Linked DNA regions of Homo sapiens: region 2 is linked to region 1. Evidence: chromatin contacts called from ENCODE Hi-C or POLR2A ChIA-PET data. All regions are on one chromosome and are shown on one strand. The core of a region is the stretch at or near the end of the contact, and the rest is flanking DNA. Distances in the headings are between cores, read along the strand shown. Region 1 overlaps GLCCI1 (glucocorticoid induced 1). Region 2 has its middle 140 kb from the start of GLCCI1.

Region 1 (3,101 bases), core at 602-3,101:
TAAAGAAGCAAGACTAAACAGTAGGCGTCTTTAAGAGACCAGGCTCACATGCAAAGACACCCATGCGGTCAAAATAAAGGGATGGAGAAAAATCTACCAACCAAATGGAACACTGAAAAAAAGCAAGATTGCTATTCTAATTTCAGACAAAACAGACTTTATACCAACAAATATCAAAAAAGACAAGGTCAGTATATAATGGTAAAGGATTCAATGCAACAGGAAGACCTAACTATCCTAAATATATATGCACCCAACACAGGGGCACCCAGATTCATAAAACAAGTTCTCAGAGACCTACAAAGAGACTTCGATGTCCATAAAATAATAGTGGGAGACTTCAACACCCGACTGCCAGTATTAGCCAGATCACTGAGGTAGAAAATTAATGGAGATGTTCAGGACCTGAACTCAACACTTGACCAAATGAACTGAATAGACATCTACAGAACTCTTCAACCCAAAACAATAGAATATACATTCTTCTCATTACCACATGGCACATAATATAAAAACAACCACACGAATGGACATAAAACAATCCTCTACAAATTCAAAAAAACTGAAATCATGCCAACCACACTCTTGGACCACAGTACAATAAAAATTGAAATCAATACTAAGAAAATTGCTGAAAACCATATAATTACATGGAAATTAAACAACCTGCTCCTGAATGGCATTTGCGTAAACCATGAAATTAAGGCAGAAATCAAGAAATTCTTTGAAACTATGGGACTAAAGATACAACATACTAGATTCTATGGGACACAGCTAAAGCAGTGTTAAGAGGGAAATTTACAAGCTCTAAAGGTCCACATAAAAATCCGATCTCAGATAACAAACTAACATCACATATAGAGGGACTAGAGAAACAAGAGCAAACTAACTCCAAAGCTAGCAGAAGACAAGAAATAACAAAAATAAAATCAGAGCTGACCTGAAAGAAACTGAGATGCAAAAAACCATAAAAGATTAACGAATCCCTGCATTAATTCTTTGAAAGAATGAGAGAGACTGCTAGCTAGACTAATAAAGAAAAAAAGATCCAAATAAACAAAATCAGAAATGACAAAGGGGACAGTACCACTGACTCCACAGAAATATTAAAAAACCCTCAGAGACTACTATGAACACCTCTGTGCATACAAGCTAGAAAATACAGAAAAAAACAGGTAAATTCCTGGAAACATACAAACTCCCAAGACTGAACCAGGAAGAGAGAATCCCTGAATGGAACAATAATGGTTCTGAAATTGAGTCAGTAATAAAAAGCCTACCAACCAGAAAGAGCCCTGAACCACATGGATCCACAGCCAAATTCTACTAGCTGTATAAAGAAGAGCTAGTACCATTCCTACTGAAACTATTCAAAAAAATTGAGGGGGAGGGACTTCTCCTTAACTAATTCTATAAGGATAACATCATCCTGATACTAAAACTTGGCAGAGACATGACGATGACAACAAAAACTTCAGGTGAATATCCTTGATAAAAATAGATGCAAAAATCCTCAACAAAATACTAGCAAACCAAATCCAGCAGCAGATCAAAAAGTGAATCCACCATGACTAAGCAGACTTTATCCCTGGGATGCAATGTTGGTTCAACATATGCATATCAATAAATGTGATTCATCAAATAGAACTAAAAACGGAAACCACATAATTATCTTAATAGATACAGAAAGGGCTTTCAATAAAATCCAACATCCCTTCATGTTAAAAACCTCCAACAAACTAGGCACTGAAGGAACATACTTCAAGATAAGAAGAGCCATCCAAGAAAAACCCACAGCCAACGTCATACTGAATGGGCAAAAACTGGAAGCATTCCCTTGAAAACTGTAATGAAACAAGAATGCCCTCTCACCACTCCTGTTCAACATAGTACTGGAAGTCCTGGCTGGAGCAATGAGGCAAGAGAAAGAAATAAAAGACAGCCACAAATAGGAAGAGTAAAGGCACATGATCCCTGGTTTTAGACAATATGATTCTATACCTAGAAAATCCCATAGTCTCTACCCAAAAGCTCCTTGATCTGATAAACAACTTCAGCAAAGTTTTAAGAAACAAAACATACAAAAATCAGTAGTGTTTCTATATACTAACAATATCGAAGCTGAGAGACAAATACAGAACACAATCACATTCACAATAGCTTAGGAATACAGCTATCCAAGGAAGGGAAAGATCTCTAGAATGAGAATTACAAACCACTGCTCAATGAAATTAGAAATGACAGTATCAGATAGAAAAACATTCCATGCTCATGAATAGGAAGTATAAATATTGTTAAAATGGCCACACTGGCCAGGCGCGGTGGCTCACGCTCATAATCCCAGCACTTTAGGGGGGCCGAGGTGGGCAGATCACGCGGTCAGGAGATCGAGACCATCCTGGCCAACACAGTGAAACCCCGTCTCTACTAAAATACAAAAAAAACCAAAAAATTCGCTGGGCATGGTGGCACACGCTTGTAGTGCCAGCTGCTCGGGAGGCTGTGGCAGGGGAATCATTGGAACCTGGGAAGTGGAGGTTGCAGTGAGCCGAGACCATGCCACTGCACTTCAGCCTGGCGACAGAGCAGCAAGACTCTGTCTCCAAAAAAATAAAAATAAAATAAAAAGCCATACTGTCCAAAGCAATTTCCAGATTCAATGCTGTTCCCATCAAACTTCCAATGATGTTCCTCACAGAATCAGAAAAATCTATTTTAAAATTCATATAGAACCAAAAAGGAGCTTGAACAGCCAAGGTAGTCCTAGGCAAGAAGAACACAGCTAGAGGCATCACATGACCTGACTTCATACTATATTACAAGGACATAGTAACCAAAACATGGTACTGGTACAAAAGCAGACATATAGACCAATGGAACAGAAGAGAGAGCCCAGAAATAATACTGCACACCTGTAACCATCTGTTCTTTGACAAAGTCGAGAAAAATAAGCAATGGGGAAAGTACTCCCTATTCAATAAATGGCACTGGGATAATTCGCTAGCTATATGCAGAAGACTGAAACTGGATACCTTCCTCACACCATATACAAAAATAAATTCAAGATGGATCAAAGACTTAAATATAAAACCTGAAACTAT
Region 2 (3,101 bases), core at 182-2,681, 40 kb before region 1:
AATGGCCGGGCATGGTGGCCGGTGCCTGTAGTCCCAGCTACTTGGGAGGCTGAGGCAGGAGAATGGCGTGAACCCGGGAGGCGGAGCTTGCAGTGAGCCGAGATCGCGTCACTGCACTCCAGCCTGGGCAACAGAGCGAGACTCCGTCTCAAAAAAAAAAAAAAAAAAAAAAAAAAAAAAAACCTTCATATTGTGTGATTCCATATGTATGACATTTTGGAAAAAACCTTATAAGGACAGATATCAGATCAGTGGTTGCCCAAGTCTGAGGTTAGAGGAAGAGTTCATTCCAAAGGGACACAAGAGAATTTGGCGGGGGGATAATGGAACTCTTTGTAGACTGATTGTGTTGGTGGTTCCATGACTGTATGCATCTGTCAAAACCCATACAGGTGTACACTAAAAAGAGGAAATTGTACTGTGTGTAAATTATGCCTCAATAAGTATGATGCTAAAAAAAAGAAAAAAGAAATTGGATTCTGGGTCCTCCACAGAGGGATGCCAGCAGTACGGGGAAGACAAACCTCTGAGACGTTACCTGAAGCTGAGAGACTCAGCCTGAGTTGTAGATTAGGGAGTCTCATTGGCCTCCAGCTCCAAGGTAGACAGTGCTACTCACACCGGTGTCCTCCTGCGGGGATCTGCCAGCATCCTTCTGTGTAAAGTCAGGACAGGCCAGGTTATGTTTTGCAAAATCACCACAACATCCCTGTGATTTAAAACGAGGAAGTTTGCTTCCTTTCCCTTTTGTGCTCTATTTCCAATGTAGCTCAGTGGGCTTTGCCCCACAAATCCTCAGGTGCTCAAGCTGACAAAGGCATCACTGGCCTACAGCTGATCACATAAAACACAGGAATCTCTCCATCACAGCCACAAGGAAAAGCTGAGCTGAGAGTCACGCATTGGCTGTTTTATCCTTCATCCTAGAAAGGGCACACTTCTCTTCCCTCCAGTACCCAGAACCAGTCACATGGCCCTGCCTAATTGCAAGGGCCTGGGAAGTGGGATCAGATAGATGGACTATTTCTTTAGCACTATCGTCTCTTATAAAGTTTGTTGGTCTTTAAAATGGGTTGCAAACTTTGCAACAATAAAGTCTACTTTGTTCAAAGGACATAAGAAAACATGCTTTACAGTAGGGTTTTCTTTGTGTGCAGTTTTGCTTTTAGTAGACAAGGGTCTTGTAATACTGGCAGTTGTCTTCTTACAGGAGGTTGGAAACATTCCAAGTGAATGTATCAAAAAGACCAAAATTCAAGATGACTGTCATTTCCACGTCCCCCACTTCTAAGCAATCCTGGCTCCCATTTTGCCAGGAGAAACAGTCTTGGGCAAGGAAGTCATGCTGTGAGCCACAGGACCTCCTGCATTCAGCTGACTAGCTCAGGAAGCCAATGTGGTAGGCCTTGCGGAATCACTTTTCACCAAGAGAAGACTCAGAGTTTATCATATTCACTCTCATTTGATTCTTAGCTGGTGATAATATGAAACAGTTTGTCAATTATAAAAGCAAGAGATACCAATACAAGCAAAAGCAATGCACAGTTACTATAGAGCAATAGGAGTCTTGAGTAATAGGAAACTCTGAGCAACCAGGGCAGAGGGGCACAGAAAAGACACGCAGCAGAGGGGTGCACAGCTAGAGTGGGTGGACCATGCAACCAGCCCAGGGTACTGAATCTCTGTAAGGACTGCCCCGTGAGGACTGAGCATGGCTCCACTTCAGCTGTTTTTCTAAGTTTCTTTGATCAGTTGCACCTCTTTGTACTCTCCTCTGAAAATAGAATCTTTGGCCTTAATACAAAATAAACACCTATGTCCTATCCTCAGATAATTGGTAAGAAACTGATCTGAGGGCCCCACTGTTCTCAACATGTCCCAGTGCTTGCTCTAGAGTTCTCAAGCATTTAGCCACAGTCATTGAACCAGCAGGCATTCTCCTTGACAACATGATTAAACTCAGTCAAATTCTGGAGCCCCTCAAGCTCTCTCTATCAATGTCTTCCTCCCCATCCCCCACCCTGCTCCTATTGCCTGTCACTCTTGGAGCATTTCAGTAGAATATCCAGACCACTGGATGTCCCTTCTTCTATTGTTGGGATGCAGCTGCTGACACCATCTCAGTGTTGGGTAAGTACTGGCTTCATTATTAGCGGGGGCAACTTCTTCATGATTTGTCCTAGTAGAGAGCTGATTGGAACTGTTCAGGAAACCTCTAAAACCAGATAGGGTCTGATATGGTTTGGCTGTGTCCCCACCCAAATCTCATCTTGAGTTCTAATCCCCATAATCCCCACATGTGGTGGGAGGGACCTAGTAAGAGCTAATTGAATCATGGGGCAGTTCCCCCCATGCTGTTCTCGTGATAGTGAGTGCTCACAAGATCTGAGGGTTTTATAAGCATCTGGCATTTCCCCTGCTGGCACTCATTCTCTCTCCTGCTGCCTTGTGAGAAGGGGTGCCTTACCCCGTGATTGTAAGTTTCCTGAGGCCTCCCCAGCCATGAGGAACTGTGAGTCAATTAAACCTCATTTCTTTATAAATTACCCAGTCTTGGGTATTTCCTTATAGAAATGTGACAACAGACTAAGACAGGGTCTTACACCCAGGCCCCCCTCTGCCAGCCAGTGAGGAGGCAACTAATTTTAGGAATGCCTCCTCAGCCCAGGCTGGGTTATCTATCAGCCCTCTGGGGCTTCCTTCCCCAGCTACTTCACAGGGAACTGTTTATTCATTTTGGTATGAGGTGTCTTCTTGCTGATATATCTGGCCCTGAACTGTGGCACCCCAAGGATCTGTTCTGCACTGAGAGTTTCCTCCGCTGTCTTCCGTCCATGGCACAAACAGAAGGCATTCCTAGGACATACACAGCACTTGACAGGTCAACACCCTTGCTTCTATTCTCTTCCAGAAATTCACTGCTATTTCTGATGGCTGGGTTATAAACTCTTTCTGATCTGTTCCAATAAAATCTATTCTGGTCCAGAGATTTATGGAGCCCTTGGCCTCAATGGTTCTGTACATCCTCTGAGATATGTAAGTTTTTGTGAAAATGCACCTGTGTGGATATTTAACTTGATGAAATGGTCTAGAGCTTCCAT

What was found. A loop is a pair of places that touch in the nucleus more often than their neighbours do. ChIA-PET counts read pairs that join two places held with the same protein, here RNA polymerase II (POLR2A). Pooled maps may share reads with other maps.
Region 2: a loop to region 1 is called in a map with no recorded cell type, with 5 times the contacts of the local background. The contact joins two enhancer-like sites. A Hi-C loop is called at or near these places in 1 of 168 maps with a recorded cell type or tissue (ascending aorta), 2 of 37 single-sample maps with no recorded cell type and 1 of 50 pooled maps. POLR2A ChIA-PET finds 5 or more read pairs at or near these places in 4 of 52 experiments (OCI-LY7, activated CD4-positive, alpha-beta T cell, endothelial cell of umbilical vein and 1 more).

Annotation. Positions count from the first base shown.
Region 1 is chr7:8,064,226-8,067,326 of GRCh38, reverse strand. The region is part of intron 5 of GLCCI1 (glucocorticoid induced 1); the gene reads right to left. Among named protein-coding and RNA genes, the nearest start is that of GLCCI1, 97 kb to the right of the region's middle. Within about 2 kb of position 1,851, at least 3 of the 41 ENCODE cell types and tissues checked have a DNase peak (open chromatin) inside an H3K27ac peak, as active enhancers do.
Region 2 is chr7:8,104,186-8,107,286 of GRCh38, reverse strand. No RefSeq gene overlaps it. Among named protein-coding and RNA genes, the nearest start is that of GLCCI1, 140 kb to the right of the region's middle. RefSeq lists an enhancer at 2,084-2,630. Within about 2 kb of position 1,431, at least 2 of the 41 ENCODE cell types and tissues checked have a DNase peak (open chromatin) inside an H3K27ac peak, as active enhancers do.